Linked DNA regions of Homo sapiens: region 2 is linked to region 1. Evidence: chromatin loops called from intact Hi-C (ENCODE). Cell type or tissue: heart right ventricle. All regions are shown on one strand. Each heading gives the region's core, and the rest is flanking DNA. Links, peaks and the distances in the headings are about the cores only. Region 1 holds the start of LOC105376617 (a long non-coding RNA gene). Region 2 overlaps KIAA1549L (KIAA1549 like).

The links. Hi-C counts contacts between places; a loop is a spot of excess contacts. Peaks named below come from ENCODE experiments on the same cell type or tissue, not always from the same donor. Only the 100,000 strongest peaks of a DNase experiment are listed, where the experiment ranks them.
Region 2: it touches region 1 in a loop (2.2-fold over the local background); 3 of 110 quality-filtered maps call a loop at or near these places.

What each region holds. Positions count from the first base shown.
Region 1 is chr11:33,667,676-33,676,013 of GRCh38, reverse strand. It overlaps KIAA1549L (KIAA1549 like), which reads right to left. Exons shown (of 21, transcript NM_012194.3): 21 at 1,912-8,141. The coding sequence ends at 7,860. LOC105376617 (a long non-coding RNA gene) reads left to right here and starts at 5,027. Exons shown (of 4, transcript XR_007062647.1): 1 at 5,027-5,099; 2 at 6,369-6,490. In heart right ventricle, for the core only: a CTCF peak has its summit at 4,707; no DNase peak of the experiment used is centred there.
Region 2 is chr11:33,611,608-33,619,945 of GRCh38, reverse strand. KIAA1549L (KIAA1549 like) reads right to left here. Exons shown (of 21, transcript NM_012194.3): 16 at 1,284-1,413. Among named protein-coding and RNA genes, the nearest start is that of C11orf91, 85 kb to the left of the region's middle. In heart right ventricle, for the core only: no CTCF peak of the experiment used is centred there; no DNase peak of the experiment used is centred there.

The DNA of each region.
Region 1 (8,338 bases), core at 318-8,317:
TACCTCCAAGTGGTTACAGAGAGACCCAAAGCAATTGTTTCTTACTGTCTTAGTCTGTTCAGGCTGCTATAACAAAATACCATAAACTGGATGGTAACTTATTTCTCACAGTTCTAATCTGGGAAGTCCAAATTCAAGGTACCAGCAGATTTGGTGTCTGTGAGGACCCGCTTCCTGGTTCATAGATGGCAGAAGAGATGAGGGGTCTCTTTGGGGCCTTTATTACATATAACAGCACTAATCTCATTAATGAAGGTTCATGACCTAATCAACTCCCAAAGACCCCACCTCCAGATACCTTCACATTGGGGATTAGGTTTTAAGACATGAACTGGGGAGTGGGGGTGACACAAACATGCAGTCTGTAGCACCTACTACTCATCCGTGTACACTTTACCAGTGGTTGACCCTCAACGATGTTTCCATTACTTGGTTCCACACTCCTTCGTAGGCACATTCTTTCTGGTTTCTAGTGGCCAGCAGAGCTCATGAGTTGGATGCATGACATTTACTCAGAAGTCTACAGAATGTCCTTTGGAAGAAGTATGTTCTCCTGTTTATGATGGAGACTTAGCAAGGCGAAGCTGGGCTTGCAATATGCCTTTTCCAGCTTCCTGTGCCTGTGTCTGCCTCCTACTCCTGGTACTGACATAGGCACCACCACTTCCTTTTACTTGATTATTTCATTTGCCTTGAAAGCCAAGAGCAACCAGGGTCCAGGAGGAAGGAAAAAAAATGGAAGAGTAGGGAACCCATCAGTTCTTGGACCTACTTGTACTATTCTCTGCAATGGCCTTCACCCCACGGTGAGCCTCACAAAAAGCATTTCATAGGGGCTCCAAGTTTATTTCTCACTGTAGCAAGATAGTGGCTTTGGAAATGTCTTTTGTGCGTATTTGAGTCCTCTTTACAGAGAAGCAGAGAGTGGAGTAAAAAAGTTGCTCCTCCAGTCTCTTAAGTACTTTCTAAGTACATGGAGAGAACTGGAGCAAATTAGGCTTCAGTGAGAAGCAGCACCATGTTGCTGCCCAAGCTCAATGGATCCATAAGAGTCCCAGGGTTGTGACTGACCACCAGGGCACAGGGATGCCTCAGAAATTGGTTGGTTTGTCTGTTTTCATTACAAGAGACAGGCTTTCTTACCTTTGAAATCTCCTTGGCCTCAAGGCCACTTCTTACTCAATATTCTGCCTTCTTAAAACTTTGCTTTGAATATGGTCCATCATGGCCTCTCTGAGTCTTGACCACCCAATTTCAACATCTACTGATAACAGACTCTGTCTCTTGGTATTTCCTAGAGAGAGAATCCAGTTGGCCTAGCCCATGTGTTGAGCCACATTTTTGTGGCTGGTCAGCCTGTGAGCTTGTGACTCCTGGGTCGATATCTCTCCTGTCCAATAGGCGGAAGCCAGAGGGCAGAGCAGGCGGCACCACATATGTTCTCTGGATAGGGCTGAACATAAGGCAGGCATCAGGACTGCTGGGACTCACATAGGGTAGGACAGATGGGTGGTCTGGGGAGCTGGTGTCCCATACCACTGTCATTCTTGGACTCCTTGGGAGCCACTGACCTGGATGAGACTTCTTTATGCTCTGAGAATGGCACCTAAGTGGACATTGGCTTCTTCTCCCTTGGGTCCTGTTGGCCCCAGGAATACATCTTTCTTTAGCTGCTAAGTCATGGGTAGGCTGAAACTGCTTCTCTGAGGCCTGTGGATGGCCAGGGGTGAGCATTTTTTTGGCCCATGAGCTCATCACCCAAGCTGGGATGGCTCCTGAGACCACACTGGAATGTGGTCTCCAGGACTGGAATGGCTCTTTAGCAACCCCCAACAGGCACTGTTTTGTGGCTGGCTTGTGAAAGGGATTCCATCTCACCATCTGGAGGAGGTAGAATGAGAAACAGGCAGGTTTTGGGGTATGAAAGCCTTTGTCATTTTATTTTACAATAAAAAATTCTAACAGCATATGAACACTCTGTTCCCGGCAGAGGCTAAGGACGTACAAAGTTCATTAGAAAGCGAAGCATTAAAATAACAACAGCTACATTCAAAGCTTCTGCTCAGTACTTTGCCCAATGTGTCTAATATGGTTTTAAAGACTCACCGGTTGGGGTTTTTCACCCAGAGTTAAAGCACATGTACAAGTACTTACATATCCTCCAAATCATAGACAACAAGGACAATAACAGCAACTCCAGATGAGGCTAGATCTTGTGGGCAATTTCAAATTTAGGAATTTCTTTATTTTTCCTTGGCAAAACATGGTGTCATGGAACATGTGACTGTATAAATTAATTCAGCAGATAGGAGGAGCTAAAATATTTTCCTGGATAAAACCGAATTACAAAACTAATAATTTAGTAAGAATGGCTTCAAGTGCTTGTCAAGCCATTTTCAGATACATTATGCATGTGCTCCTCAAAATCACCATGGGAAGTACAGAGGGTCTTATACTCATTTGACAGATGAGGAATCAGAGACCAGTTTAAAGTGAGTTGATCAAGGTCTAGGATATTTATACCTTTTTCACAATTTCCAGTCCATTCATATGCCTCTGATTCTGTTTGATACAAATCTTTTCTCAGTTTGTGTGTGAGATGGGGGCGTGTTTAAACATAAGGAAGAAATGAGGAGAAATAAGATGGGGCCACAGTAATTTATGTAAAATATGTTGATGGCCTCTCTCCATAATTTGCAAAAGTCTGACCAAAGTCAGAGAATGAAAACGATCAATTTTTAGATTTCACTTATAATGGCTCTCACTGAAGTATGGTTTGACCAATGGAGACAGATTCTGCCATATCACAAACTTCCCATTTTTTTTAAACCTGCAGAATCAGAGCAACTGCATATCTTCTAAAGTAATGTGTGTGTGGCACAATTATATTTCCTAAATATTCCTTCTCAGAAACACCTTACATTTTAGCATTTACCACAGGCTAGGATTCTGTAACAGTTCACCTAAGAAATCAAGAGGCCTTTCAATTCTCAGGACACTAAGTTATTATATTCAGAAGGTCACAGCCAAAAAATAATGTAAGTTTCACTTGAAACCAATTTTGTTTCAAAAGACTCTGTTGAGGGGCTCATTGGTTTTCTTATCCATGCAAGTGTGTGGCCGTGAGCCACATTAGTAGCACCTGAGCTAAGATCATGCAATTCAATTTACAAGTATTTATTGTCTGCTGAGCAAGACATTGTGCTAACTGGGCCTTGTTCAGAAATCGCTTCCTAGACCCAGCGGCTGTATCAATAACTGGTGGTGGGGTGAGAAGTGGCTGGGGCAGCTCTGGCCAGTCTAGCAGAGTTTCAAGTGTGTGCACCCTCACCTGATGTGCAAGTGAAGATGCCCCTTTTCTCTGTGTGGTAGTATCCAGGGGACTGCTCTCCGAGTGCTGGCTGCTGCGTGGCATGGCATCCCAGGAGTACTAGTCAGTTCCAGTGTGTAGTAGGTTCTTTTTGAAGGTCTTGCCCACTCATGCTCCTTCTTCTGGGTACCAGCCCCCAATAAAAGTCCCTGCTGAAAGGGTCAGTCCATGGGGCCATGCTTAAATGACACGGCCCTGCCTCCTTGGTAACAGGTGATTGGACAGGCACCTGACCCCAGGGTGGCTCACCCATAGGCAGATGAACTAAACCAATCAGATCCTCAAAAATTTGCCTTAGGCATCACAGAGATGCTAGTCAGAGCGTGGTGGGTACTGAAAAGGAAAGGTTGTGTGGAGTGGGTTCTTGAGGGGTGGATTTTTCAGCTACATATGCACTAATGAGAAAGCTGGTTGGCCAGGAGAAGCAAGAGAACCAGGCAGATAGATAGGCAGAGGGAAACAGAGAAGAAAGTCCATGAGGACAGAGAATGTGAGAGCAAGAGCAAAGGTAGCTGTCTCCATCCCTTTCCTGTAGGGGAGCCGTGTTCTGTGTTTGTGAAATGTCCCTCTATTCTTTCAGCCAACACCTGCACTTCAAGTGTGAAAGGGTTTCTAGTCCTTGCAAAACTCCTTGCCTGGAACACCTTTGAGGTTGGACTGAATGGCAGAATTTAATTTCCAACACTTAGACCCCAGTCAGTCCCTACTCCAAGCTAAATGACACTCTTTCCTTAAGAGTATTTGGATGTAGTTTGTAAATAAAATCCAAATTATTTTCTGGTGTGTGATAAGAGGAATTTAGGATTAAGTACAAATCCTGTTTTTAAACTTTTAAGACAGTATCTGTTATATTATTCATTAAATGTTGAGCACCTGTGTGCTATGTAGAAAAAAAGGAAACTCGTTTATATGTAATCAATGTTTAAATCTTTTGATCCATTTCTCTAATTTCTGCCTGTTAGAAAAAGCATCTCTATTAGTTAAATTCCTCACCTCCTCCATTCTACATTCTCTCTCCGAAGTAGGGTGTGTGTGTGTGTGTGTGTGTGTGTGTGTGTGTGTTTTAATCACAGATCTATTTCCTTTCTTCCATCAAGATTACTCAGACATTACATGTCCTTCTGCTGAGTGAGTTCTTAAATTAACAAACTCACAATAAAACTTCTCCTGGGACCAGGGAATTGATTCTTACATAATCTACCCTGAAAGAGGAAACTCCTTGCTCTGTAGGTAACAGCTGCCATCTTATTATGCACAAGCCTCAGATCATAGGTCTCAAGCCACACAATGGACCTTTACTGCACCTCCCCTGATGCAGAGCATGGACTCTGCTGCCTCACAGTGACACAAAGTCAAGGGCCTCCCTGCCTGCCTGTTGGGATCCTTGGTGCTGAGACAGGAATGCACCCCCACAGTCTAGAACAGCAGTTGAGGTCTCCGTTTCCTTGATGGTACTCTTTCTGGAAAAAGCCAAAATGCATTTCTTTTTCATGAATGCAGAAAACTCATATCAAAACCAGCACTGAAAACTATTTATTATGCCACAAATGCATCATCCTCTATACACTGTATCTGAAGTTCGTTATATACTCAATCATCTTTTTTCTTGGCAAGAACATTATGGAGTTCTTCATATGACCCTTATCTTTTTTTTAAACCTCTAGGCACAGCTAAAGAAATGTGTTACTGACAAGCCTGCAGGCCACATGGCGAGATGGAAAGCAAGCAGGTTCGTGAACCAGGAGGTTGGGACTGAATCACTGGGCCAGTCACTCCACTTCGTGGTACTTCTGCTTCCTCCTCCAAGGTCAACCAAGGTCCTTTTGTGGCTTCTGTGACTATCTAGAGGGTTCTGATGAACAGGGTGTTTGTTCATTGCTGCCTCCTCAGGGCTCTCTGGGAACCTTATTTCAATTCCTTGAGGCACTTTTGACCATCTCTTAGAGTCAGCTGTCCAGTCATCTCTCTCACCTCTATGAGGTTAGGAGATTCTTCAGGGAAGGGACCACATCTCACTCACAGAAAATCTGACCAGAGTGGCTCTGTCTCCCCATGAGTGGGATAACATGAACAGACTGATTTCTTTCCAACTTAAGGTTTTCCTCTCATCTATTAATACTATTCTTGAACCCATGGTGTCTAGTTTAAGACAGTATCTGATTTAGCATGCTATCTTTTTAGTCGTCTCAGTTGACTCACTCAGTATTTCCTGGGGCTCTGTAAAGACCACAGTGATTTGTGACTCCACCCTCTTAGCACTCTGGAGCCATAGCTCTGCAAACTGTAGACTCAGTCTCTGTAAGTCATTGAAACAGCCAAATTTCAGACACTGTCTTCTGAAACATTTACGTATACTTCAATTACAGTAAGATCTTGAAACATCATTTTCACATACAGTATTTCCAGGCATTTACCAAGTAGACAAAGTACTGGTTGATATCATTGCACTAATGAAATATTATTATTGATAAAGCAGGACAATGTAGCTGATTTTATCAGACTCATACCATTTGCATGAACAGGCTGAGTTTCTTTGGCTCTTTGTTCATTCAAGTGCATTGAATGCCTATGTGGATAGACGTAGGCATTGTGTTAACCTGTCAATAAAATCTCGCACTGTCCACAGTGTTTTGCAAACTGATTTAGGTTTTGGACTACAACAACTGGCCATTGATAGAAATATACCATATATACACACGGGAATTACAAAAATACATTTTATTTATAGCTGATTTCCTTTTTAAGTAACAAAACACTAACACTATGAAAGATCAACCAGCATACTAAAAGGACACTACCTATTATCATCCGAACAAGAGACTTGTTTGAAGGTTCCATGACACATCATCTCTGAACATTCCAGAAAGGGCAGTTTGCCATTGGAAAATATAAACAACTTCTTTGAAAAGTCTGTGCATTGACAGTTTGAACCTCCCCTTCTAATCAGTTCCATTTCTAGTCTTCTCTCAACTTTTAAATTTCTACTATCTTCTTTCAGTAAAGACCAAAGAAACTCGTTGAGGACAATGGAAGATGGGCTCAGAAGAAAATGGATACAGCTGAAGCTAGATGGGTCATGGGTGAAAGCAGGACAGGACCTCATTCTCCAACAGATACCAAGTAAGCCCCCAACACTGCACAGGCTGCCACACTTGGCGAGGGAACCAGAGTCCCCAATCTCCCTGCTACACAAAGTCAGTAGCTGTTTTGCTTGCATTGATGGGTAGGCAGCGGCTGGTGCCTCAGTGCCGTGAGGCGATGTCCTCTACCCACAGCTCTGGAAGCCAACTCACCATGCCAGGGAGGGCAACTTGCAACATCATGGTCACAAAGTGGCCACCCTACCATTTCAGCAAATGTCTTCCTATGTCCATTAACTAGGGGGAACTGGCTAACTCCATACGCTTTTTAAAAGGTTATTTACATTTAAATGAAATTCAACAGCTTTTCTACATTCAGAAGCTTCTATAAACAGAGGCTGCGGCCTGGGAAGACTGTGGTTCTACCACTCCTGTTTCTAACAGGAATCAAGTACTATTTCCTTTTGTACCACTCAGCAGCACACACTGGACATCATTGTTGAAGAGACAGAGATTTTCTTGTAAAAGTTGATGTATCTATTATCCCAAGAAAAAGAGAAGCTCCATTCTCAGGCCACCTTCAAAACAAGGCAAAGAAAAACCTTCACAAATAACTGTGTTTCTTTTGTAGGATCCTAAAAGCTCTTAGCACCGATTCTCTTTCAGTTAGATCCTAACTTGTAGGGGACTTTTATTTCCAAAATGGCAACACCTTTTAAAAAATCTGTCAACGCAAATCCACCATTCCCTCTCATCTTCTCTCTTTCTTGGCCTTTGTTTAATTGACGAGGGAAACAAAGAATCAGGTCTATTTATAGGCACAGCCATTGGTACTGACTTTCATCCAGTTCATTTGACTTTGAATATGAACCTAAAAAAAAGGGGCTCAGGTTTCTTGGCTGGAGTCAGTGTCTCCCTTACAAACTGATTTTAATGCGCACGGTCATGGTTGAATGAGAATACAGTCTGGTGCTTAATCCACACTCCTGCATTGCCTTTAACACAGAAACAGAGTTAACATGCAGAGGTCACCGAAGATAAGAGCTACATTCTCCCGCTTCCGGTGATTTATTAAAATGTGGCATTGGATAGGAATCTGTAGATTAGCTAGTGCCTCTTGTGACTAAGCTTCCATAGGGCACATGCCCAAAGTTCAAACATTTGACATGAGAGAGTATCAAACATAAGGCCCCAAGCCAGGGACTTGACCCACAATCAGTTGGATGAGCCAAGAATCTAGTCGTTCAAGAGTTTCCTGTTCCCAGAAGCCCCATAGTTCACCTTTTCAGAAATGGAGGGTGAGAAAGACTCACCCATTGCTATGTCTCAAGTCCTAACACGTAGGCATGGGAAACCCAAAGGCTGAGTCCTCAGAGTTTGGAAGTCCAGAGTCCCACGGGGCTAAGGCGTTAGACCTGGAACTCAAACATGTCTGTCTGTTTTTTGGCCAGCTTGGCCACCTCCTCCCGGATGGCCTTCACAAGGGCCGCAGTGGAGATGTTGGTCAGGGGAGCGTCAGACGGGTCGTTTTCTGCCAGGCTCTGCTGCGAGGCCGCTGTGGAGGGCGCCGGGGCCTGCTCCAGGCTGGGGTGCAGGTTGGCTGGCTGGCTGTACTGACGAGGAAGCCTGGAGGGAGAGCTCTGGGGGTACCGTGATCGGGGGTAGGCCTCGATGTACCCTGGGAGGGGCACCTGCAGAGGGCGTGGGGAGAGAAGGACAGGGCCTGGCATGAGGAAGGAGCTCAAGTCACAGGACACACTTGACACTGGAAGCAGGAGGGGGCTGAGGACATGGAAGAGAACTTAGAAGAAAATGGAAGCCACATACCATTGTATAGATATAAAACTCAGAGTCAGTTTGTTTAGAAAATAGGTAATTTCGGTGGCTC
Region 2 (8,338 bases), core at 296-8,295, 56 kb after region 1:
TAAGCATCGAGGAAGAAGGTTCACTGTTGGTGGGGAAAGATTAACTGGAAGCTTCCAATGCCTGATTTTTAATCACAGGCTGATTATCAAATTGCTGAATGAATTTCGCATAGGAAATATTTTTTTATAAGGAGAAAAATTAACATTGAATAATTTAACCTAGTGGAAAAATAAAAGATTTGCCCAAAGCATCTATAATTTATAAAACTAAACTACCAAACTGTTTTATGAAAAAGGAAAAAGAAACAAAAGATAAGGGTAACACTACTAACACAAACATCAAGTTTAAATATAAGGAAGGTGATTAGAAATTCAAATTAGGTAGAATATCTCTGTTTTTAATTGGACCATTAAAAAATCCCATTTTAAGGTTTTGTGGCAAAAGATGACTAATCCTGAGGGAGAAAAATATTGTTGCTTTCCAATTAGCATGGTATATTTTAAAAACCAAGTGTCAAACTACAACTTCTTAAATTATAACATAAGTTTATCTAGATATATTTGAATTATAACTCTTATTAAAGAAAAAATTTTATTTGTATTTAGAGAAACATTTTAGGGGAATGGGAAGGAAACACTGTTCACAAACCTAGGTGTAGATTCAAGATCATGTGAAATGCTGGGGCAGGGTGAGGCATTACTGTACCTCTCAGCACAGGACAATTCACCTGAGCTCATGGGTCCAAGGACAAGTCACAGGGTGCAGGGTACCGGAGATGAGGCACCAAATTGCAACTCCTCATCTGGGGAAATCTGACGGGATTAAAATAATTTCTGCAGCTTGGTCACGTCACTGAACATAAGCATGTGCTTTGTCACATGAAATTATCAAACCGCCCTGTTGGACATCTCATTGTTTCCATGGCATACCGAGGAGTTATGAAATCAGGAACAAATCCAGCTTTTCAATATCGCTATGAATTAAAAGAAGCCTGTGTTCAAGTGAATTCTAACCCATGGCCGTGGTCCCTGCTGAATTTCTAAGGACAGAGGGGAAAATAAATTAAGGGCATTTAGAATATCCATTGAGTTTAAAGTCCGTAATGTGCTATTCATAACATGGCACAATTCGGAAATCGTGATCCTTTTAGCAATAATCTGTTACTCTGACACATTCCAAGTAGTCCTACTTTGCAAAATAGGTAATAAAAAAATAGAAAACATTTTAGTGCTTTTTAAAATTCCACAAATATGTGGTAAACCAAAACACAGTGGGATGCCCTATCCCCCTTGCCTTCAGGGGAAAGGAAAGCTTGTATTTACCCAGCCCACCAGAGACTCACATCGTATCCGCTGTTGCGGATTCCACGCCGGGGTCGCTCCCGAGTCACCAGAAGGTCCATCTCGGTTTCCCCTGGACTCGGGCTGTTCAGAGACTGCCGGCTTCTGTAGACAGAGTTCTTCATCTGTTGCCTGAAGAAAATTCAACAACTGTTATGATGCAGCAAATGCCCTGACAGATGGAATTCTCCACTGATCCAAAGTACAGGCAACCAATGAAGGGTTTGGATTTGCCTCACAAATCTCAGAATTGATGGCATTTATTCCCAGGATATAAGGGGCTGTAGAAAGAGTGAAATAAAGATTTTTTTTTTTCCAGATGCTGTAATCATTTGGCTGAATTGTTAAGTGTTCTTTCATATGGAAACTAGGTAACTACAGTCAATTGCAACATTGCAACCTCATTTAAAATTCTGCTGATGGCAAGACCAGGGGTTCTCCCTTGACCCTCTAGGACAGCTAACGCTGATGGGAACAAACTTGCCTTTGTTGACTTTGTTGACTCAGCAACCTCCTGTTCCTTTTACTCTTTCTGGTTTCACACGCAGGATTCTATGATGTGTTAATAAACCCTGTAGCTAGTGGGCTGCTTAACATTATGACTGTGGATAGATTTCTTTTCTGCTATTACCACAGTAGATTTCCTTCCGGACTAAGAAGCCATAAACCCAGATGTAATTTGGGGCTTATCCATTCATCCACCCTCACATCCACCCACCCACCTATCCATCCATCCATCCATCCATCCGTCCATCCGTCCATCCATCCACATCTATCCATCCACCTACCTACCCATCTGTCCATCCGTCCATCCATCCATCCACCCACCTACCTATCCATCCATCCATCCATCCATCCATCCATCCATCCATCCACCGAGGCTTCCATCATTTACCGAATGCCTACTATGTGCCAGGCACCATGGAAGATGATGAACATCCACAGTGAACAAAACAGATTATGGCCCCTCCTCTCCTAGAGATTACATCCTAATGAGAGAGACAGATAATTAACATGGTAATTTCAGAGTGATAAGTGCTATTAAGCTGTGACAAACGGGGACTAGGATGGGAGACAACTTTAGATAGGATGATCAGGGAAGGCCTCTCTGGGGAGGTGACAATTCAGCTGAGTCCTAAGTGGAGCCAGTCACACATTGATCTGGGCACAGAGCATTTCAGGCCCAGGGAGTGGCACATTCAGGGACTCCACTCAGCTACTGCTAAAAAATTCATACATTTGTCACCCCTGTATTGTCTCCACTTGTCATTAGAAAAATCTTTTCAAAGAGTGGGAAGTAAATAGCAACATAGTGAGGAGATTGGCTATGCTTTTCTTCTTCCACAAGAGGTAATTTTACAAGTGGGGGTGAGGCTTATTGGGGACAAGTGAGTTCCACACGATCCTGCAAGGTGGCAAAGGGATAGCACTTCCTTCTCACCCAGCTATAAGTCTCCCTGTGATTAACTTGCATTCTAAGACTATCTATCTTCAGAAAACTCTCCAAACATTCCTTTTTTTTTTTTTTTTTGATAGAATCTCAATCTGTCACCCTGGCTGGAGTGCAGCGGTATAACCTCACTGCAGCCTTGACCTCCTTGGATTAGGTGATCCTTCCATCTCACCCTCCTGAGTAGCTGGGTCTACAGGCACATACCACAAAGCTAGGCTAATTTTTTTGTAATTTTTGTAGAGACAGGGTTTCACCATGTTGCCCAGGCTGGTCTCGAATTCTGGGGCTCAAGAGATCTGCCCACCTCAGCCTCCCAAAGTGCTGCGATTACAGGTGTGAGCCTCCGTGCCCGCCAACACCGCCTATGTAGTGTCTCTATTCTAAGATTCTAGCTATTCATGGGTTGAAGGTGAAGAGACTGTATTATTTCTTCCCAGTGACTATGTGGGAAGCCCCAGAAACCTGGCAGGCTTACACATTTTTTTTCATAGACACACAGTAAGTTAGTCACAGAATTACAATCATACATAGTCTAGGAGAGGCAGTAGAATTCTAAGGCAAAGCATTACCCTTGCCATTAGCCTTGGGAATACAGCAGACACCACTGGTTCTAGACCTTCACCATGAAGAGCTTATACCTGCTCAAAGAGCATCTGTTGCCTTTGCTTGCCTATTACCTGTGATAACCTTCCTTTGGTAAGAGCATCATGATGTCACTTGGGGGCTCCCTTTCCTCCAGGGGTAGGCATGTGATTCAGGCTGGACCAATCCCAGCATCACATCCCCATGGCCACAGTGATGGGTCAGGGGCTGGGCATCTGACCTGAGTTGTTCTGGTGGGACTGAGTCTCAGGGCTTTTGCTAGGGAAACTAGGAAAGAGGCGTTCTCTTGGTATTGGGGTTTCTAAGAAGATAGGATATATGCCAGGAGTTGCTGGCAGCCGGTTTGTCACCATGAGGTAAGAGCCTGCCTGAAAATGGGGGCAGCAGAGAGTGAAAAGAGAGCAAGATCTAACATAGGAGACATCATCTGACCCCTGGATCCAGCCAAGCCGAAGCCTGGACCTTTCAATAATGCTCAATAATATATTCCCCTTTTATTTAACCAGTTTGTGCTGGATTTCCATCATTTGCAGCCCAAAGAAGTCTGACTAACTCTAATAACGGCACTCACAAGCTAATAGTATAAACTGTGCCCTATAGCTATCTGCAATTAGAGGCTTCCTTTAGGGAAGCACAACCTCAGTGAGCTGTTGAAACAATCTGCTCCTAGTGATTCACACCTTCTGCAGACTCGAGAGGAATTCTCATCCTTGACCTAATTACACATCGTTTTTGGGAAAAGGCAGACTTTACAACTGTCTTGAGATTATCAATTAGCCCATTTAGAAAAGATTTACTAATAAGGGTGGTGGTGGAGTAAATACTAAGATTAGCAATTGACACTTAAGTAGGTTATTTTGCAAGTGTTAGAAGTACAATAGCGAGAGTGTGTAAGCCCTGTCAAGAACTGTAAATGTAGGTAAAAGTGTCGACATTGAAGTGTATACCAGTCTACTTTTGTCTCGGAGGCAACATCCCCTTAAAATATACAGCTTAAAGGCTGCTGTTTAACATGGATTTCAATTTCCAGACCACCAATGCAGGCCTGGTGTGCAAGCATCTATGTAAAAATAAATTAGACTCTCAGGTAGAGAAATTACCTGTTTTAATAAGATAGCATCCCATTAGGTATATTCATTTCTTGTTGATATTTTGCTATATACTTTTTAAAGGCAATACATTTTGAAGCATACAAACTTGAGAAGTAAGTTTCTTACCTCTGAAAATACTGCTGGGTGGGTAATGATGAGTTTTACTTGCTGGTTAATCCCAATACAGTTTAAGAAAGTAACTCTCAAATTATGTTCTCTTTCTATGGAACCCTGGGGTTCCACAGAGATGGCCTGGAAAGGACTGAGGAGCGGGAGGAGGCCCAGCTTCCATCAGAGCAACTCCATCTTTATATATTATTACCTTACGTGGGGTTCCCTAGAAGCAGGTTCTAGAATGATTTGAGTGTAAGTCATTTATTTGGGAGGTGGCTCCAGGAAGCACTAGCTGGGGAGTGGGGAAATGACAGAGGGAAGGAAGGAAAATCAATAAAGGGTATGATATGGAGTAGATTTGTGTTTTGGGTAACGGAGGCTCAAGCCCACTGGAAAAGTGTGGGAGACAGTTGTTTTAAAAGGTAGGTTTTATTATTTAGGTATGGCATGGCCAATAGATCAGGACAAGACTGCCATTAAAAATATAGCTTGAGGCCCGGCACTGTGGCTCATGCCTGTAATCCCAGCAATTTGGGAGGCTGAGGCAAGCCAATCAAGAGGTCAGGAGATTGAGACCATCCTGCCCAACATGGTGAAACCCCGTCTCTATTAAAAATACAAAAATTAGCTGGGCGTGGTGGCGCGTGCCTGTAATCCCAGCTACTTGGGAAGCTGAGGCAGGAGAATCACTTGGACCAGGGAGTCAGAGGTTGCAGTGAGCCGAGATAGCGCCACAGCACTCCAGCCTGGCAACAGAGGGAGACTCCATCTCCCCCAGCCCCTACACCAAAAAAAAAAAAAAAAAAAAAAAAAAAAAAATATATATATATATATATATATATATATATATATATATATATATATATATATATCTTGTTACACTCACAGATCCCAAGAGGAGGGAACAGGCCATACCACAGGGGAGTGTGACTAATTTTGATTGAATACTTTTGGCAGATTCTGGGGCACAAGGGCTGTCCTGAGTTGTCTGGTACCTGGCCCTGGGGTAATCAGGGCAGACAGACAGTGACTCAGGGTGGAGAGCCCTGTGAGACCATATAGAGCAGGCAGTTCATGTTTGGCCTCTGCACTGGCTGCTTTGCACATGAAAGGCATGTCTGCCAGTGAGTCCTTTACTAGCCTGGGGAGGACAGTAGCCTGGGAAGGACAGTTTCTCTGGGGTCAGCAAGGCCCCAGATGTCCAAATCATCAAATATAGAAACTAGAAAATGTAGTTATTGCAACAGTGTAACTTACGCTTCCAGTTCCCTTGCCAGGGGTATTTATCCATCAGTTTCCATCTGTTACAAACTGAGGATGCTCCACAGTGTCTTAACTACATGACACTTCTGGTTGGTGGCTGCCGAGAAAAAGCCTTTAAGTTGGAGTCACAGATGCCTGTAGCAAGTAGGATGCTGCTGGCCTGGACAGGCTCAGGGAGAGCTGAGGGCATGGACTGGGGCCGCCAACAGCAACCATCTCAATTATGTTATGTACTTTGTGTCTCTGGGTAAGAGTTTATAATGTAAAAATGAAGTGTTCTGATTTTTTTAAGGCTCTGAAAATGATTTTAAAAGATTTAGTGATGAGTCAACATTTGGAACCTAAACTTTGTCTTTTATTTGATTTAATTTAGGTCTTAAGGTAAAATTCTGGTTACTGATTGATCTAGTTTGGATATTTGTCTCCACCCATATCTCATGTTGAAATGTAATCCCCAGTGTTGGAGGTGGGGCCTGGTGGGAGGTGACTGGATCATGGGGGTGGATCCCTCATGGGTTGGTGCTGTCCCTGTGACAATGAGTTCTCGCGACATCTGGTTGTTTAAGAGTGTATGGCATCTCCCTGCCCCAGATCTCTTTTGCTTCTGCTTTTCCTTCCACCATGAGTAAAAGCTCCTTGAGGCCTAAGAAGATGCTGGTGCTTTGCTTCCACAGCCTGCAGAACTGTGAGCCAATTAAACCTCTTTTCTTTATAAATTACCCAGTCTCCTTTTCAAAAGAAGATATACATGTGGCCAACAAGCATATGAAAAAAGCTCAGTATCACTGATCACAAGAGAAACGCAAATCAAAACCAAAATGAGGTACCATCTCATACCAGTAAGAATGGCTATGATTAAAAAGTCAAAAAATAGTAGATGCTGGTGAGGTTACAGGAAAAAGGGAACTCTTATACACTGTTGGTGGGAGTGTAAATTAGTTCAACCATTGTGGAAAGCAGTATGGCAATTCCTTAAAGAGCTAAGAACAGAACTACCATTTGAGCCAGCAATTCCATTACTATTATATACCCAGAGGAACAGAAATCATTCCACCATAAAGACACATGCATGAGAATGTTCACTGCTGCACTGTTCACAATTGCAAAGATATGGAATCAACCTAAATGCCCATAAATGACAGACTGGATGAAAAAAAATGTGATACATATACACCATGGAATACTATACAGCCATAATAAAGAACAAGATCATGTCTTTTGCAGAAACATGGATGGAGTTGGAGGCTATTATCCTTAGCAAACTAATACAGGAACAGAAAACCAAATACCATATGTTCTCACTTATAAGTGGGTGCTAAATGATGAGAATTCATGAATATAAATGGAACAACCGACACTGGGGTATACTTCAGGGTGTAGGGTAAAAGGAGGGAGAGGGCAGAAAAAATAATTATTGGCTAATAGGTTTAATACCTGAGTGATGAAATAATCCATACAACCAACCCCATGACAGAAGTTTATCGATATAACAAACCTGCACATGTAACTTCAAACCTAAAAGAAAAGAAAAAAAAAAAAAACTACCCAGTCTCAGGTATTTTTTATAGCAATGCAAGAATGGTTGGCTGGGCGCAGTGGCTCACGCCTGTAATCCCAGCACTCTGGAAGGCCAAGGCAGGAGGACTGCTTGAGCCCAGGAGTTTGAGACCAGCCTGAGCAACATGGCAAAACCCCATCTCTACAAAAATAAAAAAATAAAAAGAGACTGGCCTAATACACTGATGCTACCTCTGGACTAGAGCATGATTCCTTCACTTGTCCTGCTGTGGCTTGGTCACTGAAAGCAGAACCTCTGGAGGGTTATACTGTGAACAGTAATTAACAGGTAACTCTAACCTGTGATAGCAGATAAACAGTCAGCAGTCTCTGGAGTCAACAGCAGAGTGTGTCAAGAATAATACCTCTGAGCTTACCGAGGTTGTCACTCTCTTTTTTCTGTCTGTCCCTCCCCATTCTCATCTCTGGCTGATCCTCTCTCCATTCCTATTCCTAGCTCACCCAGTTTATGGCTCTCCATTATTTTCCCCTTAACTGGTCAAAAATGTTTTAAAAGTTGTTTTTGGTGCTTTATGATCATGAAACCATTTATTCAATGAACATTTGCTGAGAATTAGCTACAATACACGTGGCATTAGCAGGTCATCAAAAGGCCCCAAGAATCTGGCCTGCACCTGTGCTAGGCAGAGGTGATGCCTCTCTACAGAAACAAGTTTGGTTCATTCTTCATTCATTCTCTTTTCATAAAAAGCCTTAACTGAAATTTTTGTTTCTCAAGTAACTTCCTAAGTTTCTTTAATTTGTACATGAAAATGATTATGTTAACACAATTCATAAAATTTAGCCCCACCTCTCACCTTGATTTCGTGGCTTTGATTCATTTTCCCTGAGTGTCAGCATGAAATCCAGGAAAAACAGCTCCCATCCCAGCTCCTATCCCAAAGACCACTGAAGTAAAACTCCCTGAAGTACAAAATAAAAGCTAAAGAACCAATCAGCCTCCCTATAAACTCCC